Linked DNA regions of Mus musculus: regions 1, 3, 4, 5, 6 and 7 are each linked to region 2. A link is a loop called in an ENCODE intact Hi-C map of the cell type or tissue named here. Cell type or tissue: left cerebral cortex. All regions are shown on one strand. Each heading gives the region's core, and the rest is flanking DNA. Links, peaks and the distances in the headings are about the cores only.

The links. A loop is a pair of places that touch in the nucleus more often than their neighbours do. Peaks named below come from ENCODE experiments on the same cell type or tissue, not always from the same donor. Only the 100,000 strongest peaks of a DNase experiment are listed, where the experiment ranks them.
Region 1: a loop joins it to region 2, with 2.6 times the contacts of the local background. A loop is called at or near these places in 2 of 42 quality-filtered maps.
Region 3: a loop joins it to region 2, with 3 times the contacts of the local background. A loop is called at or near these places in 2 of 42 quality-filtered maps.
Region 4: a loop joins it to region 2, with 7 times the contacts of the local background. A loop is called at or near these places in 5 of 42 quality-filtered maps.
Region 5: a loop joins it to region 2, with 6 times the contacts of the local background. A loop is called at or near these places in 2 of 42 quality-filtered maps.
Region 6: a loop joins it to region 2, with 2.8 times the contacts of the local background. A loop is called at or near these places in 2 of 42 quality-filtered maps.
Region 7: a loop joins it to region 2, with 5 times the contacts of the local background. A loop is called at or near these places in 5 of 42 quality-filtered maps.

Annotation. Positions count from the first base shown.
Region 1 is chr10:73,022,881-73,027,393 of GRCm38, forward strand. The region is part of intron 1 of A330049N07Rik (RIKEN cDNA A330049N07 gene); the gene reads right to left. Among named protein-coding and RNA genes, the nearest start is that of Gm34776, 52 kb to the left of the region's middle. In left cerebral cortex, for the core only: a CTCF peak has its summit at 1,921; a DNase peak (open chromatin) is centred at 2,628.
Region 2 is chr10:73,096,261-73,100,773 of GRCm38, forward strand. It overlaps a transcript of Pcdh15 not described here. Among named protein-coding and RNA genes, the nearest start is that of A330049N07Rik, 12 kb to the left of the region's middle. In left cerebral cortex, for the core only: a CTCF peak has its summit at 1,995 (motif pointing right); DNase peaks (open chromatin) are centred at 675, 1,042, 1,971, 2,935 and 3 more places; H3K4me3 peaks cover 3,580 bases; H3K27ac peaks cover 2,300 bases.
Region 3 is chr10:71,420,280-71,424,792 of GRCm38, forward strand. No RefSeq gene overlaps it. Among named protein-coding and RNA genes, the nearest start is that of Ipmk, 75 kb to the left of the region's middle. In left cerebral cortex, for the core only: CTCF peaks have their summits at 1,560 and 2,516 (motif pointing right); a DNase peak (open chromatin) is centred at 2,545.
Region 4 is chr10:72,651,973-72,656,431 of GRCm38, forward strand. Zwint (ZW10 interactor) reads left to right here and starts at 2,874. Exons shown (of 8, transcript NM_001293683.1): 1 at 2,874-3,005; 2 at 4,011-4,101; 3 at 4,266-4,389. The coding sequence starts at 2,947. In left cerebral cortex, for the core only: no CTCF peak of the experiment used is centred there; DNase peaks (open chromatin) are centred at 2,239, 2,824, 3,360 and 4,405; H3K4me3 peaks cover 2,190 bases; H3K27ac peaks cover 2,277 bases.
Region 5 is chr10:71,855,758-71,860,270 of GRCm38, forward strand. No RefSeq gene overlaps it. Among named protein-coding and RNA genes, the nearest start is that of Gm22937, 40 kb to the right of the region's middle. In left cerebral cortex, for the core only: a CTCF peak has its summit at 2,073 (motif pointing right); a DNase peak (open chromatin) is centred at 2,055.
Region 6 is chr10:73,009,876-73,014,388 of GRCm38, forward strand. The region is part of intron 2 of A330049N07Rik (RIKEN cDNA A330049N07 gene); the gene reads right to left. Among named protein-coding and RNA genes, the nearest start is that of Gm34776, 39 kb to the left of the region's middle. In left cerebral cortex, for the core only: CTCF peaks have their summits at 1,228 (motif pointing left) and 2,220 (motif pointing right); DNase peaks (open chromatin) are centred at 1,133 and 2,215.
Region 7 is chr10:71,477,545-71,482,057 of GRCm38, forward strand. No RefSeq gene overlaps it. Among named protein-coding and RNA genes, the nearest start is that of Gm34486, 47 kb to the right of the region's middle. In left cerebral cortex, for the core only: a CTCF peak has its summit at 2,580 (motif pointing right); a DNase peak (open chromatin) is centred at 2,586.

The sequences.
Region 1 (4,513 bases), core at 190-4,189, 74 kb before region 2:
TCATTTATTTCAGTGTGAAGAGAAAATTAAATAGGGATTCTGCAATTAATGTTCCACTTTGAAACACAAGTCATGGCAACAGGTAAAGCTTTTAAAAGTTCATCTCAACAAAGGGAAATCACCTGTCATAATTGTGAACATTATTATAAATCCATTTTGTGTTCAATACTGGGGAAAATGCTTTTATGACAATCCATCCCTTGCCAATTATTCCATTCAAAGAAGTTGTTTTAGCAGTTTTGATATGTGATATGATGGCTACTTAAAAGTATATTCTTTTTAATTTTCTGAAATTTTCCTGCGCGTATGTAATGATGCTTATTTTTCCAACCTTTCAACTCCACAGTGCCTTCAGCTCGTGCCCATTATGAACCTCTAACCCATCCCTTTCCAAGTTGAATCTATCATCACTACCTTCACTACCACCACATCCTCACCATCAGCACCATCACCACCACCATCACCATCAGTACCATCACCATCAATACCACTGTCATCATCATCATCGTTATATCATCATCATCACCATCATCGCACTGAGTCCAAGTTTTGATGCCATGTGCAAATGTGTATGGGCTCCTTAATTAGGTCATGGGTAACCTATTTCCCCAAGGGGAAGTGAGGTTCCCTCCCTCAGCAACCATGACCTGCAAAAAGCTCCTAGACTTGGGGATGAGCCTCAGGAACCCCTTTCCTATCCATGCTAGAACTTTCACTGGCTTGATCTTGTGCAGATCTTATGCTTTTTGTTGAATGATGTGTTAGTCATGCCATGTCCAGAGGACAACGATTCATAAATCACTTCCCCTTCCACCAGCTATTAACCTTTGACCTTTTAGGACACACCCTCTGAGCCTTGAGAGGAGAAAGATTGATGTACCAACCGTTAATTTCTTTCTTTACATTCTTTAACCATTTTATTTCTTTATGTTGTGGATCTTGAGTTTCTTTTATAAGTTTGCAGAATAAAGTATTTCATCTTCTTTGTTCAACTCTTGACTTAGTATGCTGTTCCTTCTATGCTAGTGTGCATGAAGTTGCCTTCATGATTTCATTTTAGATTGCTCGTCACAAGCTTATGTTGGGAAATGGGAATTCTGGGTATTTATCTTCTAAATAAAAACCTTGCATTATAAGTGGATGTAGGCTTAGAGTTTTCAAAATCTACTTTAGTAAGGGTTCTCAAATGCTTCCACTGCCCTTCTAGCCAACAGTCCAAAGGTAGGTGAGGAAAGATGGTGACTAGAACAAGGGGATGTAGACCTGTTTAGAAGTAGTTGTTTGGAGCACTTCCAATCTCTATTGTCAGCATGCCAGCAGTCCAGTTCAAACGTGTCACCAAACATGAATCAGTATCGGTGGCATGATCCAGCAGAAACAGCCAGGCCTCTGCTCAATCAGCATGAATCAGCTGTAGTGAGCAGAGGCCAACCAGAAAGCTAGGAGAAGTTCTATGCCATGCCTCTGTCAACAAAGTGGACATCAGTGACCCCTGGAGACCAAGGAAGACTCTCATGGCAAGCAATGCAAATGAGCCATCACTCTCTGTTGGGTTCTACTGATATTCTCTACAAACATCACGAGTCCTCTCATGGGTCTGCTCCAGCAAAACTTCACATGAGTCTGCTTCAAAAAAGCATCACATGACACAACCAGAAATTTCCACTCCAAGTGGATTTCAAGTGTATGTTATTATTTGCTAACAGGCATGGTTAATTGCTGTCTAAAATTTAAAATATTGCTTCATTTTACTCCAGCCAAAAACCTCCTACAGTGCTGAATAGACATTGTGAGATAGACAACTCTGTTTTTTACATGGGCTTGTCAATTTTGTTAATGTTTACGTTTTGGTTTCTATCCTTTATAAAATGATGTGCGGCTTATGAGTGTTTGTGCTTGGTTTTGTGCTGGTGGGTGCAGTATCCTTGGTTGCCAGAAGAGTGCAGGGGAGTACCAGGAGCTGGAGTTATGGACAGTAGTGAAACACCTGATATGGATGCCACGAAGAACCTGGACTGCGAGAGTAGCAAGTGCTTCCAATCAGCCATTATTATTGTTTTTCACTTGTGTGTTTGTTTTGGTAACTGACTAGACTATTTTGATCAATTCTACTTCCTCCCAAAGTGAAGATGATGTCAAAGCTTCCTAGAAGCACAGCTTCACATTGAGGGACCAGTGGGGAAACCCAGCATAACCTTTGTTGCCTTGGCTCGCTCTGACTCTTTCTGAATTGCATTCACTTGTCAAGCTTCCCATCACCACAGAGTTGTAATATACAAACGGATACATACCTGGATTGGTCCATTGGGAGCCTGACACCTTTAAAGAGAGGATCTTTTTTAGTGCAGAGTTTGAAGTTTGGGCTCACACTCGAGGTCCCTTCCTTGTCTTTCCCAGTTGCCTCTGGTTGAAGAGCTAACATGTGGTTTAGCAACTTTCTCTTGCATTCTCATCAATTTGGATTTCACTAAAACCATAGATTTTTGTTTGAGACAGAGTTTTACTCTGTCGTCTAGGCTAGCCTAGCTATCTTCCTGATTCTACTTCTAGAGTACTGAGATGCCATGCCTGCACCACATGGTGGGCTTAGAGACAGAAGGAAGCCTCCAACTCTTGCCAAACCCTCCTACGATTTTCTTCTGAAGGAGACAGCTGAACTGGAGCCTAATTGCCGAGGTCCCAAGCTCTGCAGCTATAATATCTTAACTTCAACTGGGCAGTAATGACGGAACCCTGTGTTTTAGCTGCAAGTCTGCTATAGGGATGCAGGAATAGCAGAACGGATAACAGGGTAAACTCCATAGACTTCCACAATTCCTACCAAGTTTTAATAGGTTTTCTCAAATAGTATTTCTTCATGAAGTATGCCCCTTAGAACATCCCAGGAAACCCAGCATAATCTTTTTCTTTTAAAATTTTCATACTGATACCCAGTCCAGGAGGAAATATATTTGTAGAATGTCCTGCTTTGCTGCTGTGGAAGAGAAACTCAGCTAAATTAAATAAGTCATATCCAATCCTTCAATGGAAAGGAGATAATGAGATTACCAATTATACAGCATTATTATTTGTCTAAATGTTCAAAATCATGTGGAAAAAAGACTTCATTTGACAATTTCTATTTTTAATTTCTTTTTTTGTTAAAAGTGCACATGCTTCAAGCTAAGAAGAATTATCTGTTTAAATCTTTGGGATGAAATATGCATGATTGTAACTTATAAGGCTTTGTCTGTCCTTCAGTGTTACCTTAGCTCCTATAGAGTACTTGCTTATTACAAATATTAATTACTAAATTAAATATATAATTACAGTCTACTGATAAAAGCCAGTTCAATTGCCAAAAATATCAAACGTGATTAACAGAATGCAAATTTAATAACATCGTAAAGCCTTGTGTTTTATAATATTCACTATTAAGAAAAACATGAATCTGTTCAAATAGAAATGAAATCTGATGAATATATGAACTAATAGCAGTACTACTAATTCTTCTAATTTTAATGTTTTATTATTACAAAGAATAATATTTACTACAAAGCTCACAAATATTTTGTTTTAATACAATTTAAAATTATTTTTCATTTGCTTGAATGAGTCCAGTGTTATTAATTCATTGCAATTGTCAACATGTAAAATAATAGTTGCTTATTTTTGTGCTTATTTTGATTTTTAAATTGACCTTGATATTGATATGATATCGAACCTCCTAAATTGCAACCATTTGTGTGAGGACAAAAATTGAAATGCAGCTTGAAAAACAAATGAACAGCATGAATAAAAACCTTATGATACCTTGTAGACACTAGTAGGAATCCAAATGGATCTCACAGAGATGGTGCATAGTTTATCTTATATCATAACTTTTTGTAAAATATATAAGTATGGCTGCAGGAGGAGATGAAAGCTCATTGGCTAATTAACCAACAGTGTTGGATGAAGAAGGAACCCTTTATCTCAGGTCAGTGTTGGAATTTACAACCTTAACCTTGGGAAGTGTCTAGTAAGAGAGTGTGAAAGATGCTTCAAAATTTGTCTTTTCAAGCAGGTATTTTTCGTGAAAATGCTGGTTAATTTTGTGAGCCTGAATAGTCAGCATGATCAGTACTAAGTAAATGTGATGTGTGGTGTAGACACTTTCCTCACCTGTAATTTAATGGAGTGCTTGGATTAAGAATTTATATTATATGGGACAACTAATTGCTGATAGCTGTTACAAATTATTAAAGAGAAAGTAAAAACGAATGAACAAATTTATATTAAATGTCATATATAACTATATGATTCTTTAAAGCAAAGGCTGTAGTTTTATTTGTATTACTTTTTAAGTTAGCATGCAAAGGTAAGGGACTTTAATAGCATTTCCATGCAGGTCACCAGTCTGCACTGTAATTCACCTCTCTCATGAACTGCCCTGGTTGCCTCTCTGGTCTCTTCTTTCCCCTATATCCCCTTCTGCTTTTGTTTTTATTTTTTTTTATTTTATTTTATTTTTATTAGGTATTTTCCTCGTTTA
Region 2 (4,513 bases), core at 324-4,323:
AATAATTAAATTAATGGTTTAAATTATTTTTATTAATCTAGAAAAGAAAATGCGATGTGTATATTACCTCGAGGAAATAAAATACACGGTTTTCCATGCTACAAGGCTTGAACTGTTATGGTGTGGGAAAAAGCAGGCATTTTTAAGTCAGATGGGGAGGTTCCATGGTAATTCGTCTCCAGTGTAGAAGTCCCCGTTGGTTCCGAGGAAACTCGAAGTTTGTTCTCTGTGCTCTAGAAAGCTTCCTCTTAACCCCGGATTATGTCCAACCTCCCTTGTGTAGTGCTACTTAGATATAGCTTTCTTCCAGGGCAGCCCTGCAGGTGAATCTGGCCAGATGGACCAGGTCCACACAGAGGGGGCAAACACTGAGTCACTCCTCGGGAGCGATGTGCGATTATAAGAACTACAAACCACTCAGTGCCCTGCTGTTTTTTCTCCTAGGCTCTGCCCTAGTATGTGTCTCCAGGGCTACTGGGGATGCGGACAGACCCCATGCTCGCTACATTTCTCTGCACCCAAGAGGAAAAGTGTCTTTCCCACAGTTCCATACAGGAGACTTGGAGGAGGGCGGAGGTAGGGCGAGTTCCCGAAGCCGCCAGCCAGAGAGAAGGCAGGAACATTTGCTTCTAGACAGGACCTTGCTCTCAGATGTCCATCTGCATCTGCGCTTGCGCATTGGTGATGCAGGTCACCATGGTGCGGGGCGTGTACAGCACAGGCAAAAGGCCTGGGCGGGTCCAAGCAGATGCGCAGAGAAAGCCAAGCGTCAGGCACCTGGGGCTCTATGGAGGCAGGAGGGGCGACCTTCTGGCTAGAAAACCTCCCAGTAGCAACTGGGCCATTTGGAGCATCCTTCTATCCTTCATAGGAGCAGCTTCGCTCACAAGCTTCTGAAAGGAATGCAGCGGGCAGCGACTCCAGATGCTGTCACTTTGGGGGAGTTTCTCCTGCTCAAGTGCTACATGCTGGGTGCACCATGTCCTCTAGAAATTGGTGTCGCCAATTTCTCCAGGTGGCCTAATGATTGGGATAAAGCAGCCATTGCCCCGCCTCCCTAATGATGATTGGGGTAAAGCAGCCACTGCCCCGCCTCCTAGCCTCTATCTTGGTGGCTCTAGGGAACTAGGCGCATCACCACCTGGTGCCTTAGTGGCTGTCCACTTAGTGGATCTGAGTGTTTTTGTGCTCCTGTTACCCAGGTCCCGATCCAAACTGAGCAGATAGTAAACCCAGTAGCTTCTTTCATAGCGTTGGCCAAGACCAGGCTTCTGACATCAGAGATGGATAGGCAGGTGAGCAGAAGATAGAATGCAGAATCCAGGGTTTCTGTCTCCCTCTTGGTCCCTATTCCTTCAACCAGGAAGGACTGTTTCAGTGAACCCCTGACTTGCTGATTTCGCTACTCTCCCATCAAACTCTTTAAGTGATGAATGAATGAATGAATGAATGAATACTAAAGTTGATCTGCCAGGTTTGTTCGTTTTGTTTGTTGTTCTGCTTATTTTGCATCCTTGTTTAAGGCAGGGGCTCTGCTAAGTAGCCCAGACTGACCTGGAACTACTCTTGATTCTTCTACCTTAGGGTCCCCAGTGCTGACATGATCTGCCAGTATATGATTCTAGAAAATAGGTAAGGCCGTTTTCCCTCCTCACCAAATCTTCCGAAGGAATTCACCACCCAGAGCAAAAATACTCTGTTTTCTAAGTTCCCAAATGCCTCGGTTAATGAGGCACTTCCCAGAGAGTCTGGCAGAACCTTTGTGGTAGGAACCTGTGTGTGTGTGTGTGTGTGTGTGTGTGTGTGCGCGCGCGCGCGCGCGCTTTGGTGGGGGCTGTTAGGTCTAGAGTCCTCGGAACGGTGCGGGTTAGTTAGGGAGGGAAGAGGAGGAAGCTAGTAGGGAAGACAGAAGAACCAGAAAAGGAAGCTGGAGGAAAGGGGGTGGGGAGCTAAAGCGCCCATGGAGCCTGTTTTCCCGAGCATGGCCGCTAGAGGGAGACATGCCGGGCAGTACAGGTGGAATAAAAAAAGGAGCCTGCTGTCTGGAGGAATTTGTCATGATGTCGCTTTAAAAGACTTCAAGTGAAGACTCTGAAGGGAGTTCACAGAGGAGAAAATCCAGTTGCATCTGGACTTTGCCCCTCCAGTTCCTCAGGTGTTGAGATCTTGCATCCTTTGTCGTTCTCAGCTTGACACCAGGAATCTGCGGGAAACCCAGGACAGGGCATAGACCTCTAAGGTTGGAGCTGTGACAATCTTGACTTTTCCTGAATGGGGTGTAAGAAAACGCGCTAGAAATGGGGGATTTTTGCCTCCCAAATTATGGATTCAACTTCTGCTTAATCTGACTCTATATCTCTAAAATATCACGCCTTCGTGATTGAAATCCTAAAAATCAGTGTGCAACAGACTTCGTTATTCAGATATGCAAAGTTATTTGAATTTCTCCACGCCAACTTGGAAATTCCTACAGAAACCTTGGAATATGTCGTTTAGCGCAAGCTTGGTTTTTGTTTTGTTTGGTTTTGTTTTTGGAATACTATTCCCCCCTGCAAAAGCTCTTAAGTCATTGATGAGTTTTGGAAAGTAAGATGGCCATAGGTTTGTGTCTGGGTATGTGGGGCTGGATGCATGTGGGACATTTGAACACGTGGACATTTTCCGCGTACTGTCCCTAGGTTGGCAGTGGGGGCTGTGGGAAGTTAGCGTGGTGTTGCCTTCCTTCATAGGAATTTCAAGACCGATCAATCTAATTTTTTTCTTTTCCAGCTTAAAAGATGTCTCGGTGGGTTTGAGCTCCTCCAAGTGAATCAGCGATGACTCAAGAACAAACCAGAAAAGTGTGTTTTCCCAGAACCAGGTGTTGAGCGCCTGGGCGATCCAGCCAGCGGCGCGCGCGCACATAGTGGCCAGAGCCCGCTCCGCTCCTCCAGCGCACCACGCTCGGTGCCGCCCTGCAGGACCCGTGGGACTCGGACCCCGTGCGCCACCCTCGCTCCCTCCCACCGACACCCCCCAAGCCCGGCGCCCTCTCTGGCCCCAGCGGCAGACTCGTCCGAGCGCTGCAACCGGTGGGGCGGGGAGACCTGGCGCTCGCCCCGCGGGCCCGGCAGCCGCTGACGTCCGCTGGGGCCTTTAAACGTGCGGGTCCCCGCGCAGGAGAGACACGACTTTGGAGCAGTCACTTTGCGGGGAGGGAGAAAGCCTCTCCGCTTGGGCAGGCGACAGCTTGGAAGCCTTTGTTCCCAGGCGCTGCGTTGGGTCTGGGTCCCATCAGTACCGGGTGCCAGCATCCTAAGCAGCGGGAGGCGCGTTGGCTACTCGCGTCTGACAGTGGACCCCAGACGTCCCCGTGCCTTCCCCTGCACAAGCAGATCAGGGACCGCGAGGTGCGCCCGCGGTCGCCCGCGGAGCAGAGAGCTGTCTCCCGGGCTCGGGCGCCGGGTGATTTTTCTCCCAGCTGGGGAAGGCGCCTCGGTGAACCCGCACCTGCAACTTGTTTGGTTTCCTCTCCCGCAGCGTGTGCAGCGGCGGCATCAAAGTTTCTCTGTCTTCCCGGGGAATCTGCCGTTTGGATCGATCCTCCCCGCTCGGTGTCCCCAGGCCTGCCGGGAAGCGAATCGCCCGGCGCGCGGGTGAGAGGCGCGGCAGGAGCGGCGTGGTAGCGGGCGAGCACCAGGAAGGAGCTGCGGCCGGGGACTCCCCGGGTGACCCTTTGCGGCGCGACCAAGCTCGGTGAGCGCAGGAAGAAGAGCTAGCTACGTGGTTTGGGGACGAGGGTGCCCGCACAGTGGATGTTAATCGCCTTGCTGATTGCCTCTCAATTGGGAACTAGTGGAGAGTGCAGCGCGGGGCAGGCGCGCTCTGCGGGACCCGGGCTAGCAGGCAGGGGTCAGTGCAGCTGTGGCTGCAGAGGCTCTGAGGGAGGACGCCGCGGTGCTCGCTGGAGCCTGAAGGTAGGCAAGGGGGTGGGATCCTGACTCTCAGGCCCAGCTCAGAATTCAAAAGCGTGTCTGGTTTCCTGCAACCAGCTTCTCTCCCTCTTCTCTTTGCTCACCTCTCCTCTTGGAGACTCTGGGGACCCAGGACCCCGCAGGGACCGCGACCTCCACCTCCCACCAGAATGCCTAGTGCTAAATCCTTCAGTGGCCCTGAGCTGGGGGGGGGGGGGGGGCTCTTCAGCTTCCGGGAGAAGTTGATACCTTGAGATTTGGATGATGTCTAACTTGATTTGATGTAGTTTATTAAAGGATGTGTTTCCCGTGGGCAAGAATTATGGGAAATAAATGTCCCTGTCATATACAACGGCTACCACAGCTCAGCATCCTCCCTTCTCCCCCAAAAGTTTCCTAGTAGCAAGTTTTCTTAATGTCCAAATGAAGCCAATGGGGGCTGAAGGCTTCCATGCTTGTAGGCAGAAGGAAGATGCAGCTTTTCAGAAGGGTAGAATAAAGGACATAGTGTGTTTATACTCTCTCTCTCTCTCTCTCTCTTTGACTCTCTCTCTCTGACT
Region 3 (4,513 bases), core at 305-4,304, 1.7 Mb before region 2:
GGAGTGTTCCTCTTTCTCCACATCCTCGCCAGCATCTGCTGTCACCTGAATTTTTGATCTTAGCCATTCTGACTGGTGTGAGGTGGAATCTCAGGGTTGTTTTGATTTGCATTTCCCTGATGATTAAGGATGTTGAACATTTTTTCAGGTGCTTCTCTGCCATTCGGTATTCCTCAGGTGAGAATTCTTTGTTCAGTTCTGAGCCCCATTTTTTAATGGGGTTATTTGATTTTCTGAAGTCCACCTTCTTGAGTTCTTTACATATGTTGGATATTAGTCCCCTATCTGATTTAGGATAGGTAAAGATCCTTTCCCAATCTGTTGGTGGTCTTTTTGTCTTAAAGCCCACACCCACAGCGACACACTTCCTCCAATAAGGCCACACCCACTGCAACAAGGCCACGCCCACTCCAACAAAGTCACACCCATTCCAACGAGGCAACGCCTACTCCAACAGGTCCACACCTTCTAATAGTGTCACTCCCTGGGCCAAGTATATGTCAACCATTACATGCTACAACACACCACATTTAGAGACAGATCTGCAAGCTCTGATTTGAATTTGACCATTTCTTTGGAAAAATTGTTTAAGGTCTTTGGATAGTAATTTTCCATACTCATAAGGAAAAAGGAACATTTACCTTCCCGGGTGGATTTTATGCTTCAGATACTGCGTGTAGAAAGGTCTAGAGTGCTTGACTCGTGGAATTCCTTTCAATAGTGTTTGTTTCTTTAGTTTTGTGCACGAGCATGCTTGAACAACGACTTCAAGCTCAACATGGATGCTAACAAGGATGCAACGTGGGGCACTGTATCCACACAGCTTACATTCTCAATGACTGTGTCTTAACATTGAGTTGAAAATGAGAGTCGTGTCCTAAAGGGGCACCAGCACAATGGAAGCGCACATTTGCACACCCACCCACCTGTGAACATTCAAGTGAAGCCAACTCAGGCTGGAGGTCAGAGTTCTGTGGTCAGCGTCTCCAGGCAGTGGTGGCATGATGAAGTTCCCCTAAAGGAGATAGGACAAAACTGAAGCCAGAAAACTGTGGGGGCCATTTGCATAAGCTGGGAGGATTAGCAAGATCCCTGTAGGGCTAAGACTCTAGTAAGTAAAGGAGCAGAAAAGTGTGTGTGTGTGTGTGTGTGTGTGTGTGTTCCACATCATTCCTGTGAAGGTCAGAGGAGATCTTGGAGAACTTGGTCCTCTCCTTCCACCACATCTCTTGGAGGCAAGCACCTTTCTCTGATGAGCATCTCTCTGGCCCCCAGGACGGGGCATTTTCCTAGTAGGTAGACAGATGGCAGATTAGGAAGGAAGACTTGTGACAACAAGAATCAGTAGGGGTTGAGTTTGCAAGGCTAGCTGAGGTAGAGGAAGGCTTTGGACATGCTTTGGCCCCTCCCCCATCCCGTCATGGCCCCTCCCACCCCCGGGGGTGGGTGGGGGAGGTGCACAGAGGAGAACTTGCTATGATGACAGTAGGAATGTGGCTTGTGAATGAATGGTAGACTGGAATCTTACTGATCGAAGGGTGTAGGCTGACAGGCTGCTGTTCACTCCCTTCCACTAGTGGGCAGAATCTCTGTTGGGTTCTTGCTCACATGCGTCTATATCATGGAAATTATTATTTTTATTGAGCTATATGAACACAAATGCATCTAATGTTTAACATATGCTGGCGGGGCTGGTGAGATGGCTCAGCAGGTAAGAGCACTGACTGCTCTTCCGAAGGTCCTGAGTTCGAATCCCAGCAACCACATGGAGGCCCTCAACCATCCACAATGAGATCTGATGCCCTCTTCTGATGCGCCTGAAGACAGCTACAGTGTACTTATGCATAACAATAAATAAATCTTTAAAAAAAATATGCTGTCCTGGATTCTGCAAAATCTTTACTTTTTGTCCTGTGTATAGGCAAGGTGACTTACGGTACCAGGGACAGAATGTTGGGTTCCTCACATACTTGGTAGACCTAGAGGTCCCCCTACCACTGTCTGATGGTGCAGGCTGTGAGATAGGTGAGCGGATTTCATAGTTATCCTAAATTATTATTATTATTATTATTATTATTATTATTATTATCATTAATAATATTATTATACCATTTTTTAAAGATGAGAAACTAATTTTCTAAGACACTAAGCAGCCTACTGGAGTTCACCTAGAACACACTCAAGTTTAGATTGAAGCCTGCAGCTCCCGTCTGTAACTACCCTCCATCATAGAGTTGACAGAATCTCATTAATTGTTTTGGACTGCTCTCAAAGTTAGGACCCCCATGCTTCAGCTCCCTAAGCTTGGGGACTACAGTTGTGCATCATCGTGCCTAGCTAGATGCATTTCTCACAGACTTCAATAAATGCCTAACTTATTATAATGGCGTGACTGTGTATTTATAGATTTTAAGCAGGAACGTCACTTTTCATTATCCCTATAGCCGCCTGCATGGCCTTTAGCCACCAGAAAATTGAAACGGTCCTCTGAATGCCAGAGGGTGTTATTCAGGCTTTGGACACTAGGTGGCAGGCATGCTCTTGTTAAAAGTTGGTGAGCAAGTTTGCAGCCACCGCTTAATAGGGAAGATGGCTCTTTTAATTAAGAGTCATTCCCCACACAGGATGTTCACACTGAAGCAGTCATCTATTTTCGGTCCCCAGGGAGCATGTTTTCACGTTATTGATGGCTTGGCTGGGGATGATTTTGTGTAGTCTTTCAATTCATTTCGGTAATGGAATAAAGTCACGGGATCCCGACCTCCTGCTCCTCAGTGGTGAAGAGTTGGAGACAGATTAAATGTGAATTTAGAGCCCTGAGGTAACAGAAATGTTGGGAGGCAGAGGCAGGCAGATCCCTGGAGCTCAATGGCCAGACAACCTAGCCTAATTGATCTGCTTCAGACTGAAAGACCTTGTTCTAGTCAGCAGTATCTCAAGTTGTCACCGTGAGAACAACTTGAGAAGAGTCTCCGTGGATCTATGGGGATGAGTGTTGGGAGCGGTCTTGATTGTTAATTGATGAGGAGGTTCCAGCCCACTCTGGGTGGCACCATTCCTAGGCAGGTGGTCCTGGGCTTATAAGAAAGCTAAGTGATTGTGAGCTGAGAGCTAGCCAGCAAACAGTTTCTGCCTGAGTGCTGTGCCCTGACTTCCCTCAATGATGCACTATGTCTTGGAAGTGTAAGCCAAGTAAGTCCTTCCTCCCCAAAGTTGCTTTTGGCCAGAGGGTTTTTAAAAAAATTACAGTAACATAGAGTAAATTGGAAAAGAAAACATTTGCGGAAAATGCTCAGCATGGACCTCTGTCCTACACACACACACACTCACACACACAGGCATACACTCACACACACACACTCACACACACACACAGGCATACACTCACACACACACACTCACACACACACACAGGCATACACTCACACACACACACTCACACTCATACACACTCACACACACTCACACACACAGGCATAAACACACACACACACTCACACACACACAGGCATACACACACACACACTCACACACATACTCTCACAACCACCCACCCACACCCACCCACACACTCACACACACACACTCACTCTCACACACACACTCACACACACACACTCATACACACACACACACACACACACACAGAGGCATACACATACAGCATATTATACATTATATCTACCTATTATCTATCTGTCCTCTATCTAGTATATCAAACATCTATCAATTGATCTCTTTATCTATCAATTATATGTATCTACCTATGAATTATCTATTATAACTATCTATGTATCTATATTCTATTAATTATATCCCTATCAATTCTATCTATCTATCTATCTATCTATCTATCTATCTATCTATCTATGAATCATCTATTATAACTATGTATCCATGAATCTATCATCTAGCTATTATATTTACTATTTATCTATATATCTATCAATCAATTATATCTTTATATATCTAGCAATTATATCTTCCTATCTATTTATCTATGAATCATCTATTATAACTATGTATCTATCAATTACATTATATATCTATCAATTATATGTATCTGTCTATGAATAATCTGTTATAACTATCTCTGTATCTCTGTATCTATCATCTATTATATCTATCATCTATTTATCAATTATATCTCATATATCTATCAATTATATCTATCTATCTATCTATTTATCTATGAATCATCTTTTATAACTATCTATGTACCTACCAGTTATACCTCTATATATCTATCAACTTTATGTATCTATCTATAAATAATCTATTATAACTATGTATCTATGTATTTATCATGTATCTATTATATCTATCTATCATCTATCTATATTCAATTATATATCTATCAATTATGTCTATCTATGAATCATCTTTTATAACTATGTATCTACCTATGAATTATCTCTCTATCTCTCTATCTATCTCTCTATCTCTCTGCCTTTGTCTCAGCTTTAACTGGATAGCCTAGCAGCCCACAGCTGTGTCTTCAGGATCACACAAA
Region 4 (4,459 bases), core at 460-4,459, 440 kb before region 2:
AAGTGCTGGGCATTTTAAGTGCTGGGTCTTAAGACTAGAGCATATTTTAGAAATCTGTGTGTATTACCACATCTGTTCCTTGTCTGAACCTATCCATTAATATTTTATAAATGTTTAATATTAAGAAAAGACGTATTTCCTCACATAGCTACCATATCTGGTACTTTCTACTCTTCTGTACATATTCACATTTGCAGATGTCACTTTTCCATATACCTAATGCATTTTATCTTTCTTATAGAGTGTGAATCTGGAAAAAAAAATCACTTCTACTTCCAGGCTAAAAATGCCTCTAGTTACCTGTCAGTTTTGAAGACTATTTGCTGCATATAGAAACCAAGGTCAATTTGCTTTTTCTTTGAAGTTCCTTTCCCTCCTCTTCTTTACTTGAGTATATCTAACAAAATGCTTCCTATATTCATTATTTTGTTTTTCTACATGCAGCTGTTTTCCTTCTTTTGCCATCTGCTTATGGTATTTTCTTTTTATTAATGGTCTTGGATTAAGTTAAGTAATTATGGTACGCAGTGACCATTTCATTCATGGTTCTTGTGTTAGGGCAGTGGTTCTCAACCTGTGGGGCTCACAACTCTTTCAGGGGTTTCAAAATGACCCCCTTCATGGAGATCGCCTAAGATTAATCGAAACCACGAATATTTACATTATGATCCATGACAGTTGCAAAATCCAACAAAATGTTGTTGAAATCGCAACAAAATGATTTGAGGTGTTTTGGTAGTTTTGGATTTATAATTAAATTTCCATGTGGGGGTTGTTGTGAGTCTTTGCATTGTTTCTTTGCTTTTTTTTTTTTTTCTTACCTCATTGTCTTGCACTCAGGATCTTTATTTAAAAGGATATTAAGCTGTAAGAACTTGTGTCTCAGTTTACTAGTGTTGGACCCAAGTTGTTTCATTTGTTTAAAAAGATGCTCATTTTGCGTGGTTCCTATGCTTTAAAGCTTATTAATTTGATTTCCATGTTTAATCTGCCACCGAGGCCATCAAATTTCACATATTACAATGTCCATCTTGATAAGGTTGGCGGGTCTTTGTCTAGTGTCACATCTATAAGTAACAGCTTTATGACATTTGTTTCTAGCATAAAAATAACCTTTTATATATCTTGTTCAACATTCACCGTAATCTAATTTTAGAATATTTCTATTAAACCCTTTAAAAGACACTATGCCTTTCCAGTTCCTCTCAATGATTTCTCCTTACCTTACTTTCTCTTCCCTCTCCTATCTATTGGTCAAGTATTAATTCACTCTCTGCTTTCATTGATTTGCCTTATTTGTATATTTTACATAAAAGAAATAATCAGGCCGGGCAGTGGTGGTGCACGCCTTTAATCCCAGTGCTTGGGAGACAGAAGCAGGCAGATTTCTGAGTTTGAGGCCAGCCTGGTCTACAGAGTGAGTTCCAGGACAGCCAGAACTATACAGAGAAACCCTGTCTGGAAAAACACAAGGAAAAAAAAAAAAAAGGAAAGAAAGATAGAAAAAAGAAAAAGAAAGAAAGAAAGAAAGAAAGAAAGAAAGAAAGAAAGAAAGAATCAAATCTGCAATTTTGTTTACCTGGCTTCATTTTTTCAAGGTTCATTGCTAGATTCCCATACAATAATACCCCATTTTTGGTTATTATAAATTTGTATTCCATTTACAGTAGTTCTTCTCATTCCTTGTGTCATGACAGGTTTGTTCTACTTTTGGCTCTTACAGATTTCGTGTGTTGTGTGCATTTTTGTGTTTATATGTTAATTTCCTTTGTAATTATACTTGGAAAATTATAGATCATCCAGTAATTCTATGTTTAACCCTTTGAGGAAACATTGTTTTCAAAACACACCCAGCAGTAACATGAGAGTTCCTCTTGCCCACATCTGTAGCACATCTTGGTTTCTGTTTACTCCTTCTCTGGAACACAAAGATGTTCTGCTTGTCTGATGTCTTAACATCCATTTCTGTTCTAAACAGTGACTTATTCATCTAATAATGAATTTTCTTTTAGTCATGCCTGGGAATGACTAAGCAAAGATCAGGAATTGTAAGCCGAACCTACTGCTTGGTGATTTTTTTTTTTTTTTTTTTTTTTTTGTAACCTCATCTTCATTATTGCAGTCTAGTTGGTCTCACATTTAAGGGATTGTTAAGGCCTCATTCCTTTAATCTGTTAGATGGTGCCACAGCAGTGCTCAACGTAGGTAGGGTTATTTATTGCCAGTCGCAAGGCGACACTTCTCAGTGGTGTATCTGCTCACCATTGAGTAGGCATTCTTCAATACCAATCTGTGAAAATGGTATCTAATATCGACTCTGCTTTAATCTCCAAAGCATCTTTAAAATTCCCTTCAGGAAATTTCCTCAGATACAGCTCAGGATTCAGCAGAGTATTTCAGAAAGCTGCTGGCTCTGGGTTCTCTAGGTGCAGCCTTCTTTCTCTCCCTCCTGCACTCTGGCGACCAACGCCCACCCTCAGTTTCAGCTGGGACTTGTCCACACAAGAGACCCAACTGGGATCTCTGATTAAGGTCTTTAAAAGCACAATGTTTTGAACTCATATAGTATTTACTTATAAGATCAGTATTCTTCAGCGTCGTGGAGGAGAGGCCCACCTCCTTTCTTCCGCAGCAGTACATTTAATAGGAAAGCGTGACTACTGGAACAGATAATAGCCTTTTTCCGGTGTCTGCACCCACCAAATTTTGCTTTCTCACTGTCTGGCCTTCAGCTATCAGTGCTTCCTACTGCGCAGGCTCAGAACCTCCAGCCAGCCCCCAGAACCGAAAAACCGCCTACGCTTGCGTACGGGGGCGGGACCGGAATCGACTCCGGCCAATGAAAAGAGGTGACGTCATTTAAAGTCCTGCCCACTTACCCAGAAACCAATCTCGACCTAGGCGGGCAGTCCAGGAGAATCCAAAGGCGTGGTGAGCGACAGAACGATGGCGGACGCGGAGAAAAACGCTGTTGCGGAGAAAAACAACGCTGTTGCGACGAAAGAGTGAGTGTGGAAGGCGAGGGCCTGGGGCGGCGGCTCGGGCAGTGGCGGCGGAGGGACAGTGGCGCCCTAGTTCAGGAGTGCGACTTCTGAGGGATCTTGTCACCCTAGCTGAGGAGTGCGGGCCCTAAGAGACGATGTCACCTGGATTCTGGAGTGTAGGCCCCGAGGAGCAGTTTCAATTAGAAAAGATAATGCAGCCCGAAAAGACTGTCATCCTACTCCATGAGTGTGGCCTTTGAGGGTTGATGTCGCCTCAATTCAGGAGTGCAGAATTTGACTGTGTGACAACGTCTCTTTTTTGGAATGATGCCTATTAGGGTCTTTGTGGCATTCTGCTGCAGGGGTATGACTAAGCAGGGACTTCTTTCTGTATGCGGAGTGATACATCTGGATGGCTGACGTAGGTCACCTTATGTCGGATGCTGCCTTTGAGGGACATTACCTCACCCACCCTGAGCCCTGTGGCGTAGTATTCTAAAAAAGCCAGCTCCATTACAGATGTCGTAACCAACCCTTTACCATTCTAGGACCTTCTGTCACAACCTTCTTCTTTAGTATTTTTTTATCTGTATCTCTGTCCTCTAGTGGATTGTTCCAGCCAATCTGGAAAGGCTGGGTGGGTTACACATCATACGTTCTGAGATCAGCCATTACTAGCATGTCTTCCAAGGCTTGCCTGAACTTTGGCTTTTCTCTGTTTCTGTATATATGCCCCTGCTGCTTTCAGACGGATTCATCGAGTTTTTACCCATTGTGACCCCCCCTATTTAAACATGTAGTCATGTCTGCACAGTCCCTATCCTCCAGTATTTCAGGTGATTTCCTCATGGCGCTTAGTTGCTACTGTATGTTGTCCAGGTACATGGTGTTTCTGATCTCAGCCTAAAGTCCCTTAAGACCCTTGGGTAGCCTCTGAGCATTGGCACCCTCCTGACATAGATGCCACTGCATATGTTCCTTCGAGCTCGTGTGGTACCATAGCACAATCTCACTCATGCCTTACAGGGTTCTGGCTGAGGCAGCAGCCATTCTAGAACCTGTAGGCTTGCAGGAAGAAGCAGAGCTGCCTGCCAAGATCATGGAGGAGTTTATGAGGGTATGTATGTGCAAAGTGGGACCCAGCGTTTCAGAAGACAGGGGGCGGGGCTGGTCCTGGGATAGCCTCTTGAAATAGTGGGCAGCAATGGGGAAGAACAAAATGGCTGGTCTCTAGTATCAGAAGGGAAGACTAATCCCTGCTTCTGTCCCCACGGTAAACAGAACTCGCGGAAGAAAGACAAACTGCTCTGTAGCCAGCTTCAAGTAGTGAACTTCTTACAGACTTTTCTGGCTCAGGAGGACACTGAGCAGAGCCCTGATGCTCTGGCTTCTGAAGATGCCAGTCGTGAGTAGGCTTGGGTTGTAGGTAGGGTGTGGGCTGAATGGTTGAAGCGGGAAGATGTGAGCCATGCCTG
Region 5 (4,513 bases), core at 257-4,256, 1.2 Mb before region 2:
TCTGGCGCACCCTCTAATCTGTTCAGACTAATTTCCTAAGTTCTGCTGAGTCCCGGAACCAAGATGGCGACCTTATCTCTGTTTTTAATTCATTAAAAAAAAAACAAAAACAAAAAAACAAAACAAAACAAAACAAAAAAAAGGAAAACCAGTTTTTGCTTGTGTACTTTCAAAGACGACAGAAGGGCTCCAGGTTTCCGAGTAAATTGTCATCATAAAGCCTGCTTTAAATAGCAAGTTGACCCGATAGGAAAAAAATAGCAACATTTCCTGTTGGCTTTCATTTCTTTGCCTTTTAAAAGAAATCTATGCTTATGAGCAGTCGTGCTTGCCTAGATCCTGCACCTGAGTTCAGCCCTTGCTCAGTCAAGGCTGAGTTCATAAAGTCGTGTGGGCCGGAACGAAAGGACAAAACTGTAGAAGATGACAGCCTTCCTGTCAGCCCCATGCTTCCAGAAATAAGACTCAGACTTAAAATATATTTACACAGACTTTGGCCACATAGCTAGGCTCTACTCTCACTAGATCATAACTAAAATAACCCAATTATTTTAACCTACATTCTGCCATGTGGCTGATTACCTGTGCTTGGGTACCATGTGCCATCTCCTTGCATCATCTGGAGCACATCTCCCATCTGGCTCTATTGCAGAATTCTTTCGTTTCCCAGATGTCCCTCCTTCTATTATATCTTTTCCTATAGGCCATAGGATTTTTAACTGACAGGAGATGCATCCATGCAATACACAAAATATTCTTGCTACACAGAATGTCCAAATAGCTCAGAATGGGATCTTGTATTCTCTCTCTCTCTCTCTCTCTCTCTCTCTCTCTCTCTCTCTCTCTCGATCCAAAAACATTAATATATTTTGAGCAATTCAATTTCCATTGGATTCTAAATATTTCTTCAGTAATGTGACTAGAGATAGACAAGTACAAAAGTGGATGACTGGTAGATTAGGAGTATTTCCAAAGAATGAGAGATGAAAATATTTCACTACGTAATTAGAATCTGTATTCAAAAACATGAAAGCGACATCTGCATAGAGAATAACTTTGGAGTCTTTTTATCAAACAGTCATTGTTTAAAAATGCTGCACACATGGAATCTACAGAAATACAGGACTTGAATCCTGTGGACTAAAAACATACACGTTATGGATCTCATTTCCAATGCAAATTTCGATCTGTATGGAATTAAGGGGCAGGAGTACTTGGAGGCACGTGGGCTTTTCTTTGGATATCTTTTTTGAGTTCAGTTGTTTAATTAGATTTGCTTCAAAGCTAAGTAGGTCTCCCAAGAGGTGTAGACTTAGGATTTCCATGGCTTCAAATTAGCCAATGAAGGGGAAAAAATGAATGAAAATTCCAAATTTCTGAAGGTAGACTTGTTCAGCTAATTGCCATATGGATTTAAAAGATCTGTGTAGAACCCGTGTGTAATGGTTTAGGCAAATTATTTGAGCTGTTAGAAGGTTATGACTAAGAGGGATCAAACAAACAGAAAGCAATCAGCCATCAAGCATGGATTCCATTAGGCTGCTACTGTGGTTAGGGCAGAGTACCAGCCTTTCATTTAATCTCTAACAACTCCTTGAGGGAGATACCATGGTTACCTTCATCTTTTAAATCGTCCATCTGAGCAAGCAAAGAGTTTTGAAGGAAAATAATTCTCCCAGGGTAATTGGCGAAGCCACGGGTTGCATTTGACCTGGACTCCATGGTATTTCTGTTAAGCAAGTCTGATAGTCTCATGTTAGAGATGCACAGGTTAGAGAATAAATGAATGCCTTTATAGTCTACAGCTCAGGGGTGGGAGAGCTGGGGCTCTCATCCAGCTGTCTTAGGAATTCCAACAGAAAGAAGTCAAGGTGGATCGACTGAGCAGTGTCTGCTGAACGTACTCGCACGACATTAAAATGCATCAGAGCAGGGTGAGAGTTCACACCCGTTTGCAGAGCTGGGCAGGCTGCCAGCTCGTCAGCGATCAATTCTTCTCATGGAAATGCTTACAAAATGCTATTACAATTTTTTCTGCAAATAAGTGACAGTGCACCTCTGACACCTCTAGGTGGCGACCTTTGGCTTTGCTAGGCTATGTACTAGGTCTTGTCCTGATAGAATTTGCTGTGATCACTTTCCATCCTTCATCTGTCTTCCTGAGAATCTCTGGGGGCTGGGGCAGGAGGGGAAGGTCCTCTCTCATTCCTCTGATGCAAATCAAATGATAATAATGAAAGGACAAGGAATTGACAGGATTTCTGATTGGTCTTCTATTATTTATGAAGCTTTTTAATAAGCAGGTAAAACCCTTTTTTGTTTATAAGTGACAAGCATTGAGTGGAGTTAACCTGTTTAGATGAAGTTCATCTGTACAGCGAAAAAGCTTGGGCAAGCAATAACTGATTTTTTTGACATGGTTCTTGTCCACAGATTCTGACATACAGTCCAGGCTCTCCAAGTTTCAACACAAATTCAGCAGAATTGTGTGTCAGTGATGGTGAAACCACGTCTCCAAGAACTTGGAAAATTCATAGGAAAATATTGGCTTAATTGTAAACATATCCAAGCACAATAAAACAACTTTTAACAACCTGAGGATTTATTTAGCCACATTAAAGTTGTATGGCAGATTTTTATGTTGTTCCCATTTTGAACATCTCTACAATAGTCCCCAGACATTGTTGCTGTCCTCACTGTTTGTTCTGAAGATGGAATACTATAATTTGAAAATGTAACACTTCTCAGAAACAGAAGCATTTTTAGCTCTTCCTATCATTTCTCTCGACTCTCCTTTCTCTTTCATGATTTGTTGTCCTTGCTTTTGATAAATGTAAGTAAACTAGAATTATTTTTAGCTTTCATTGGAAAGTAAGGTGGCAGTTTAATTCAAGCCACTGATAGGACAGTAATTTTGTGGCCGTTGTTTTTGAAAAAGTTGGAAGTGTGCGTGTAACAACTTTTTTTGTGCATTATTTTTGTGGATCTGAAAGTTTCTAAAACCATGATTTGTTAAAAAAAATAGCAGCATTGCAGAGAGAGAGAGAGAGAGAGAGAGAGAGAGAGAGAGAGAGAGAGAGAGGAGAGAAGTTGAGTACAGACTATTCTTGCAGAAGACCCAATTTCAGCTTTTGTAGCCACATTGGGTGGGTCACAACAACCTGTAACTCCAGCTCCAGGGCATCTTGCTAGGTGAGTTTCACAGTAGGCCTCGACTGGAAAAGCAGAGGAGTGGGTGATAGCTGATTTTTAGATCAGGGAAGATCTTTGCTTCTGTGTTCATTATCTCTGTGAACTTGGGCGTGCTCTTTGACTCTTTAGCTATCCTAGGCCTTGGTTTCCTCATTGTGAAAAGGATATTGATAGTTATTCATATGTCTGTTGGAAGGTTTAGGCAGGACAGTGTCATAAATAGTTTGAATACTGCATGAAATATGAAAATAAGATATAGGGATAATCATTATTATTTTGTAATTAGTATTATGCACTTGACAAAACTCGGTTACTTTTAATTTGCACAGAGAATCAGACAAGAAAAACTTGGGTGTGCAAATTCTTGGCCTTTAAGAGTGGTACCAGATGACTACTGTGGAGAGAGGGTCAGTGCTCACAGGGATGTGGGCATGTAGGGGCTGCCCATGATACAGGAAATGGTCTCATACACATGCATATACAGGCAACACTATATAATCAAACTTAGGCAAACTATGCGTAGATAGCACTATTTTGTTAATTAGATCACAAGATCCCTTGCCTCCATTTTACAACAGCTTCATACAGTGTTGAGTAGTTGACACATAGCAGGTATTAGAGTGAGGTTTACTAGAATTAGTATAATGTATATATATGTATATATATATATACACACATATATATATATAGTGAAATTTACTAGAGTTAGTATTATGTATGTATGTATGTATAATATATATATGCATAATATATATACATATATATATGTATATATATATATATAGAGAGAGAGTCAGTATCTTATAGAGAGAGTGATGTTTACAATAATTAGTATATTATATAGAGAGTGAGATTTAGTAGAGTTAGTATATTATATATACAATATTATATACTATATTATATATAAGTATATTATGTATAGTATATTATTGGATTTAGTAATATATTACATTTCAGAATATGTTGAAAAGCAAATAACTTCTCTCCCCTAGTAGAGATACTGGAGTTTAGGAGGTAGTACATGAATTTTGGAGATGCACAGTACAGCCTATACTAAGACATTTATAAACATCAGTGGAGTGCAGCAAGAATTTAAAGAGAGTCTGGTAACAAAGGAAATGATTGTTGCAGTTTAGCTTTTGATTCTCACTAATGTTTGTTCATTGTTAATATCAATGCCTTGTGTCAATGGTCAATGGTCACATGGAAAACACACTGTCTTTACTAAGGAGGAAAATAAAATGCACCATTGATTGCCATATTTTAAACACAAGAGTTTTCTGGGAAAGAATCTATGTCATTTATTGTTTTAATGCTTTTA
Region 6 (4,513 bases), core at 295-4,294, 86 kb before region 2:
TGGACCCACAAACTCTACTGAGATTTTTAACTCTGTTTCAGTAGTGGAGATAAGAGGGCTTTGACCCTCCTGGAGTGGAGTCATGTGTATTGATTTAACAATTTATCTCATCAGCCTCGTTATACTCTTGGAATATTTGAGTCTATGGGAGCCATCATCTTAGAAGGAAGAGGAATTAGGAGATGGTATCTAAGGGAAAAGATGACAATGAGATAGCTAGGGCGTTGTATTAGATGTGAGGAAGATTACAGAATTGGCAGGTAATTGACTTTAATTTGAGATTAACATCAGACAAAGGAGGTACAAGCCACAAGTCTAAGTAGACGTGGCAGCTTAGTGATTGCCTTATCGCTTAGCTTCTTATCACCCATTTCTATGGCAAATGAATTGCAATGTGTCCCTCAAATAAGGAGAGAAAATCAGGCAAAAACATGTACTAATGTCTGAAGGGAGGGAAACAAATGTACAGTGAGTTATTCTCATATCACCAATTACTCATCAAGATATTAGCAGTTAGTGTTGGCCAGAGAGGGGGCATCTTCATCAGTGGTGTAGATGCTGACAATTCACAGTGCCTCTGTCAATAACACTTCTGCCGTGTTCATGTGAGCAATCCTAATTACTCTTGGTGTGATACACACACACACACACACACACACACACACACACAAAGAAAGTGGAAGAGGTGCTTATTGGAAAAAGAAGGGGTTCACTAGGTGGGAGATAGTGATAAGAGAAGTTAATGGAGTGTGAGCATGATAAAATTGCTATATACATATATAAAATTATTCTAAAGTAAATTACTTGATAAAAATACAAGTTGAACCTGTTGTTTTCTAAGTCCTTTGATGCTAGTATATTAGTGTATATACTAATGGGGGCAAGAAAATAGGAGTGTTTTCTGTTAAATAGTGTTGCCTCGGCAAGTGTAAGTCCATAATCACTAAGTAAAATAAAAATAAAGTACACTAAAGTGCATCAATTCGAGAACAATAGAATCTCCAGATAGCAATATGCACCTGAAGACAGGTAGTAACAGTGAGACGACCTAGCCAGTGCACTGTTTACTCTCATTTCTCAGCCTTACCTTCTGCTGATCTTGGGGCTCATGATCACACCCTACCCGTTCTACATCCAAAATACAGGATTTGGATTTTGGTTTTGTTTTATTTACTTATTCATTCAACCATTTACATTCTCAATGCTGCCCCCTTCTGGTCACCCCATCACAGAATCCCTCCCCTATCCACCATCTCCTCTGAGATGGTGGGCAAAACCCTAGGAATCTACCCACCTGGCACATCAAGTCTCTGCAGGGCTAGGTACATCCTCTCCCACTGAGGGCAGACAAGGCAGCCCAGCTAGAATATATCCCACGGACAGGCAACAGCTTTAGAGGCAGCCTCTGCTCCAGTTGTTGCGAGGACCCAGATGGGGGGGGGGGGGGGGATTGAGCTGCATATGTGCCAGGGTGAGAGGATAGAGCCAGCTCGTATATGTCTTTGGCTGGTAGCTCAGTCTCTGAGAACTACCAAGGGTCGAGGTTAGCTGCTTCTGTTGATCTTTCTGTAGAGTTACTATTCCTTTAGGGCTTTTAATCCTTCCCTCAACTCTTCTTCCGTAAGAGTCCCCACCTCCATCCAATGTTTGGCTGCGGGTCTCTGCATCTGTTTGAGTCAGCTGTTGGTTAGAGCCTCGCAAAGACCAGTCATGCTAGTAGGCTCCTGTCAGCAAGCATGACAGAGTATCATTAATGGTGTCAGGGATTGGTGCATCTTTCCCAGGTGTCTCACCTCCTCCCAGAACGAACTCTGCTTCTCACTATAGGTGGCTCCCTTCACCAGCTGGCGGCATCCCTCCTGCATTCACATATTGTAGAACGAGGCCATCTCAACCCTTCCTTCGTCATCCTTCATTACCAGATGCTTCAACAAGTCTCCATTTAAACAGTGCCCAAGCCATCTTTCCTCTCTTGATAAAAACATAGCTACCTCCAAATTTTTTATCTTCTAAACACACAGCCATTAGACTTTCACTCCCATAATTTCAAAACGACATTTGTCAGGGTTGCATACTTGCATCCAGCCAAATCCGCAACTCAGTGCGTAGAAGCCTCTGTCTGCTGTATGTGACACACTTCCCATTGAAGCTCACAGCTGGGAACCTTGTGGGTCTGTCATCCTGATATAAAGCTTACAAACTATGTCCAGCAGGTGGCAGTACTGTGCCACCAGAAAGCCATAGTCTCTCTCCGCCCCCTTTATTTTTAAATCATTGTATATTAGTTGTATAGAATGATAGTTTAATTGTGACATCCGTATATGGATCTTGTCACCTTGGCCATCCCTACCCTTGTGTCCACTTCCCAGCATCCTTTACTCTTTTACTTTCATGGCTGTCCCCTCCCCCACCCCACATTCCTTGTAGAAGAGGAAACAAGAACCAGTTGTCTTTCTCCGGCTTGATGATTTAACTTACTGTGGTGATCACCGCCCTCACTGAAGTCCCCAAACCATGGTGGGAACTCGGCTTCTTAGGACTTAGTTTCCCTCACCCTTACAATGGTTTTATACTTGTACGAGGCTCCAGGAGATAGTTTGCACAACCTTGTCATTTCTGCTTCTTAGTACTGTGTACTGCACACTTTCATTTTCTCTTTTTACTAATACCTCTCCTTTTCCATTAGTTCCTTGGCTTCAGCTCAGGGTATTTACATTGGAACATTCTAAAAATCAAGCTTCCAGTATTTTTTTTTCTTCTATATATCGCTACCAGCTCTCCCTCCCCATTCCTCCTCTTCTAATGACCTCCATGATTATCTCGCCTTTACTCTCTCTGGAAAGGTGATCCCCATCCTTGCTTTCCTTTCTTAGTTCAACTCCTTAAGTTCCAGTCCCACTTGACTCTCCAACGTACATTTTCAAATGAACATATCCTCAACTCACGTTTATGGCTTCTTCCATCCTAGATGTGAAGTTTGCACATCCCACTGACGAGTGCCCTCAATTCTATTTGTCTTGGATGAAAGTTTAAAATTATCATTCACCCACATTTTGCTGTATTCCCTTCCCTAACATTTAGTAAAAAATATTGTCTCAACTTCTACCTCCCAGTGACAGCCACAGGCTTTAGGCTAATCACCAGTTCTCCTGAATTGCTCTGGGAGAGGAGACTACTATTTCATAGACTAGCCTCCATTGGCCAGCCTGCATTCTGTGTTCCAAGATGTTGATCCTCCCCTCATCCCGGGCTTCCAACACTAAAGAGAGATTGAGTATTTGGCAATATAAGTTAGCCTTTGTGGGGTTTGTGTTTTGTTTTGCTCAAAGCTCTCCTGTGACTCTGTGTCAACATAGAACTGACTGGTACTGCCCCTCTGGTCTGATAAGTTCTTCCACATTGGCCTCTGCTCCATTCCCTGGCTCCTCATGGTCCATCCATCTATCCTGCTACCAACGAACCAGGACTGATTTGTCCTTAAAGCTACCAGTATTGGCCCTGTTTTCATTTTTGTTTTTTTTTTTTTCTAGAAAGTTGTTTTGCATATGTGCATGTCACAGACTCCTGTTTGAGGAGCTGTAAAGATCAAGAGTATGCTACAGTGATTTTCCAGCCACATTTTCACATGGCTTAACTTCCACAATTCAACACACTCAAGCTGAACTATCAAACTTGATCGATGAAGCTCCTCACACAGTACTAAGGACAGGTACCTCCATTTGTTGTTGTTGCTTTTGTTGTTGTTTTGTACCAGTATACTGGTAGTAATTCTATGAAATGATTCAGGATTATGATGCTTGCTGCTTAGTGCTTCTAATGAGCTACTGTGATACTCAATATCTTTAATGAGTTTGTTCTTGTTTAACTCAGTCCGAGTCAGGTTGTGTTTCTTGTAAATAAAAGAGTCCAAAGAAAAACAAACACAAAAAGCAAAGTATAACAAGAAAAAGAACCCACTCCTTTTAAAACATGTGAAGATAGTTAAATATTTAAAATAGGTCTATTTTGTCGAACAATTTCAAGTCTATGAGGATACTAAAGACAAGACCCATTTTATAAAAATACAAAACCAACAGTTATTTGTCACATCTCCCCGTGAAAACATTAGCAAGAGCCATATTCACAAACTGGAAATCCTTAACACCTTCATCACAGAAACAAAATGAAATACTATGTACTTGGTAATGAAGGAATATTAAATCCATGCCTCTTTCCCCAGATGATGTGCATAAAAATAAAGTAAAAAGCAAATTGTATGGGAATATTAAGTGTCAGAGTGTGTTTTGTTTTACAAATTTGCATATATACAAGTGTGCTTGTAAATATGTTTTCAAGACCAATTTATAATTTTTAAATATGGGGTAGTGTGGCACATTAATAAGAAAAAAAATGGTCATTTATAAGTGTGGTGAATAGAAGGAAAGTTAAAACATGATTAAAGCTATTGTCTTAGTTACCAGGCTGTTTTGAGACTTCCTTTGTCAAAGCAATTAGTCTAATGTGTTCATTTTAG
Region 7 (4,513 bases), core at 154-4,153, 1.6 Mb before region 2:
AATAGAGGTGGGCTCTGCCACAGGCTAGGTGGGGTATTGATGTCCAATTGTAGATACAATGTCTGTTCTCAGGTCTCCTAGCCTCAGTGGTACTGCAGCGGCACACTGTCATTCCTTCCCAGAGGAGACTCCCGGTGATGGTGGGGACAGAAGCCAGGTCCCTGTCCTCATTGAGACAGTTCTGAAGGCCTGTCTACTCTGGAGCTTCCTAAAGAAACTTGTTTCTCTGTCACAAGTGTACTTCAGGTCAGAGTTATGTCTGCCCTGTCTTGCTCCACTTTCCAGGGCAGCAGCTATTCCTCTTTAAAGCAACGCTTGCCATCCTGGAGGAGTCAGGACCGCAGGGACTACTTCAGCAGGGGTGAGCAGGATGACGGCCCCCTTCCCATTTCGTGATTGATTATTCATAGACATGGTTTTGGGAGGCTCGACTGTAGACAGTCACAGCTGCTATGAGCACTCGGCTGTGCCATGCCCGGAAGCCAGCATTTCCAAGCCTCTCTCCCGATCTTTCTGTTCCCACATCGGCTCTTCTCTTTATGTGGTGGTATAGAGCGGTGGGGCTCAGCCCTCGCTTGTTTGCGGCACCTGAGCAGCTGCGTGGCCTCTTCACCCAGCATTGCGCATTGCAAAGAAAAGCTTTTCTGATTAAGGTTGTGAGCACCATTCATCTGTGGGGATGGACATTAACTATTCAGACAACATCTCGGCACCACAAGTCAGCTAAACGACAGCGTTAAGTTCACTCCTGGGGCCTCCTCGGCGATAGGCTTTTGATAAGGTTGATTTCACAGATTTCTATCACATCATAAAATCTGTCTTCCTTATCTTCCATTTTTCTGGCTACCAAGCTGATTTGGTTTCCGACCCTCCCCGCCACCTTGTGAGCTCTGTGATGGCTTTACTTTGAAATATGGCGTCTATTGCCTTCAAGTACCAACCAAAAAACTGGATGGTTATTCAGTGTGGTAAAGGTGGACCTCGGATTGGCATGCGTTAACCTTTCTAAATATAGAACATTTACAGATCAAGAAACAAAGCCTAAGGAAGTTATGCTTGCCAGATGCACTCAGGCAGCGAGTGGCAGAGAGCTACACCAGGCAATTTGGATGTGCAGCCTGTGCTGTTATGTTAAGTACTGACTGCTCTGTCACCCTTTGCAAATGAGCAGGCACCCTTGAGCAATGTGGAGTCCAGCAGGGGAGGGGGAGGGGGAGAAGCTAATTAAGTAACTGAAAGGTGAGATAAGAAGACATGCATATCAAGAGAAGCCTACATTGAATAAAAAGAGAAAAATACTACATGAGCTCTGGGGACTAAAAGACGCTGTCATGAAGAAACACATTTTGGAGATTGGATAGGAAGCTGGGCGACTCTGGCTTGTCTATAACATCGACGACACGCTGGAGGCCGAGGCAGGAGGATTTAGAGTTTGGTTCTAGCTACGTAATGAGACTCTGGGCTACATAGTGAGACTGTGTCTCAGAAATGAAACTAAACCAAACAGGGAGAGAATGGCAGGAGAAGATCCCTGGCTATGGCATGCAGATGGCATTGGGTGGGAGCTTGGGTGTCTCTGTGGACCCAGTGGGAGAGATGGGGGGGGGTGTTGGGGTTGGGGTGGCGGGGAGCAGGGGCGGTGGGTGATGGGAACGGGGAGGTGTCAGCTTTACTGTGATCTTGGGTGTCAGGACGACCATTCTCTCTCACTTGAAGGGTCACGGGAGGGGCGGTTAGTGATGGGGACAGGGTTCAGAAGAGACATAGTTGATACTGTAGAGACAGTGATAGCGTCAGGCTGCCAGAAAGCAGCAGCAGCTGCAGGAGAGGAAGACTGGACCCTGTGGGTGACCAGGAGACAGAGTCATTGGAATAGGGCAGGGGTGGTCCTCTTTCTTCTTCTCTTTTAACACGATGGTAAGATATGTGCAACTGGGACTCCCTTTCGGATGAAGCTGATATTTACTGAGCACTTATGGTCTAAGTAGAACATAAAGGATATGCTATTCTATATAACTTAGTTGTATAATTATATAACATTAATAATATGATATATTATATAAATTATATAATATATAAAATTATATTATTATATTATGGATGAAGCTGATATTAATTGGGCACTTATGCTCTAAGTAGAACATAAAGCATGTACTATATAATTTAATACTGGTTATATAATTATACAATTATATAATTTATATACATATATAAATTATATTATTATATTATGTATTAAGCTGATGTTTATTGAGCACTTACTTTCTAACTAAAACATATACTATATAATTTAATTATATAATTATATAACGTTTATATAATTATATTATCTCTGTATATAAATTATATTATAGATGACCCTGATACTTATTGAGCCCTTATGCTCTAACTAGAACGTAAAGCATATACTTTAATTATATAATTACACCCTAAATACCCAAGAAATCCCCAACTGTTTAAGTTCACCATGCCTGCAGATTCTCTGACAACCTAATTGCCCGCTTTGCTCAAGGGAAAGAACACCTGGCTGGTTTTTCAGCTAAACTAAGCCCTGCGGACTGGAGACTGTCACTTCCACTTCCAGACACTAGGTGGCACTCTGGGTGCATGCAACGTTATTCCCGTCTCGCCCGTCTCTCAGGCTGAAACTTTGGGAGAAAGCTGGATTCTAAAATGGGTTGAATCTTCCATGCTGCCATGCCACTTCTGTGGTCCTGCTTTGTCTCATCCTATCCCCTCTTTGATGCTCACCTTGTCTCTATTTGCTCTCATGATTATTTTACGTGAATCATAGACACAAGGGCTGTGGGGAAAATGACAGGTCATTGTATTCAGACCTCTGTAGCTAGTGGATGTTATTGCCAGGCACTTATATTACTCCCTTTAGAATTATGTTTAATCTCCTTTGGAATGTCTTATTGATGCTTCTTCAATGACCTCTTTGATAGCTATTCCATTGTTGAATTGTTCTTGCTTTTAGGACACTTTCTCTTATAAGTAATTTAAACATGCCCTCCTTATTTCCTGTAATACATTCTGAGTCATCTTCAAATGATTCTTCACTCTATAGTGTATTACCCCATTCTTCGCAGAAAAAGACTACATGCCACAGGAGGCAAGCCCTCCTTTTAGTATGTTGGATATTCAGAAAAAATCTAACAGTTGTGTGTCAATTCCTCATCTACGAAAAGAATATTTAAAATTATTTTCATTATAATATCCTGTGATCAATTATGCCTATATGTTTATTAAGTAATGCATATATGAGTGTATGTTTCAATTTATAATCAAGGGAAACTTTAAAGTTTTTGTGCTTATATCTATTGTTTTTAGATTTTATTCATGTAAAATAATAAACTATTTTAGAATGGGAAAAAAAAAATAAAATGGGTTGAGATGACCAGATTCTGCTTAAAACACTTCAAACGTGTATTTTTTGGGGGGTGGGGAGGGTGGGAAACAAATTATAGCTCGGAAAAATAAATTGGAAAGATTTCTGGACTTTTCTAATAAAAACCGCTCCAGCGTTTCTGATGTTCGAGAATGGAGAACCAGCCGGCGGGCACAAGCTTGCCACCCCAGCTACAGGAGGCAAGAGGACAGAAAGCTCAAGGCCCACCTGGTTTGCAGAGCCAGTTGAAGGGCACCTTGAGCAGCTAGCTCAGTGAGACTCTTGTCTCAAAACGTGAAGTGAAAAAGGGACTCAGCGTTGGGGACCTTGCCTAGCACACAGGCGGTCCTAGGGGCATCCCTAGAAACAAAATGAGTGCAGTAAACAAAAACAATGATAGGTGAAAAAAAACTGCCGAGGTGTAGATGAGGTGGTGGCCTTTGGGTGAAGGTTTTTGACGTTTCTGAATTAGAAGGGTTCATTTAAAGCTAGCTCAGATTCGCGCTGTTTCCTGTTGGCCCTTTCTGCTGCAGGAGAGAGGCAGGCTCATCTCCAGGCTCAGGAGAGCAAACTGTGAGGATTTCCCCAGGGTAGAGTGAGAAGACACTCCTGTGGGTGACAAAGACCCTACCCAGTGCATCGACTCGCCACCTACTGCGTGTCTGTACTCTCCTTATATTCTTTGTATCCCAAGACTCCCCGAGAAAGCGATTTGAGATGTAGGCTTGCCTCTCTTTAGGACCTGACTTGGAGATAAACTTCTTTCATTTTCTTGGGTTTCTGATTGAATGGTGAGCAAGAGAGTCCTTAGACTCTGGCAACACTAGTAATTTCATTCAACTTCATGTGAAGTTTCTAGAAAAGCCATACCTTGTTAAAGATTCAGTGAAGCAGATTTACTGATTAGAAAGAACCTCATGATTCTAGAAAGGTAGAATGTTGTCGATCTAGAGCCAAATTATCTTGGGCTGGTGCTAGACAACGGTCCAAGAACAGAGTAACTTGAAGGGAATTCTGAGCATCTGCATGGACATGTCAAGAAAATAAGACCAGAGTCCTGTGTGCCCAGTTTCTTTAAAACACAGAAATGTTCTTGGAATGTGCTCTAGTCCCCTGGTGTGG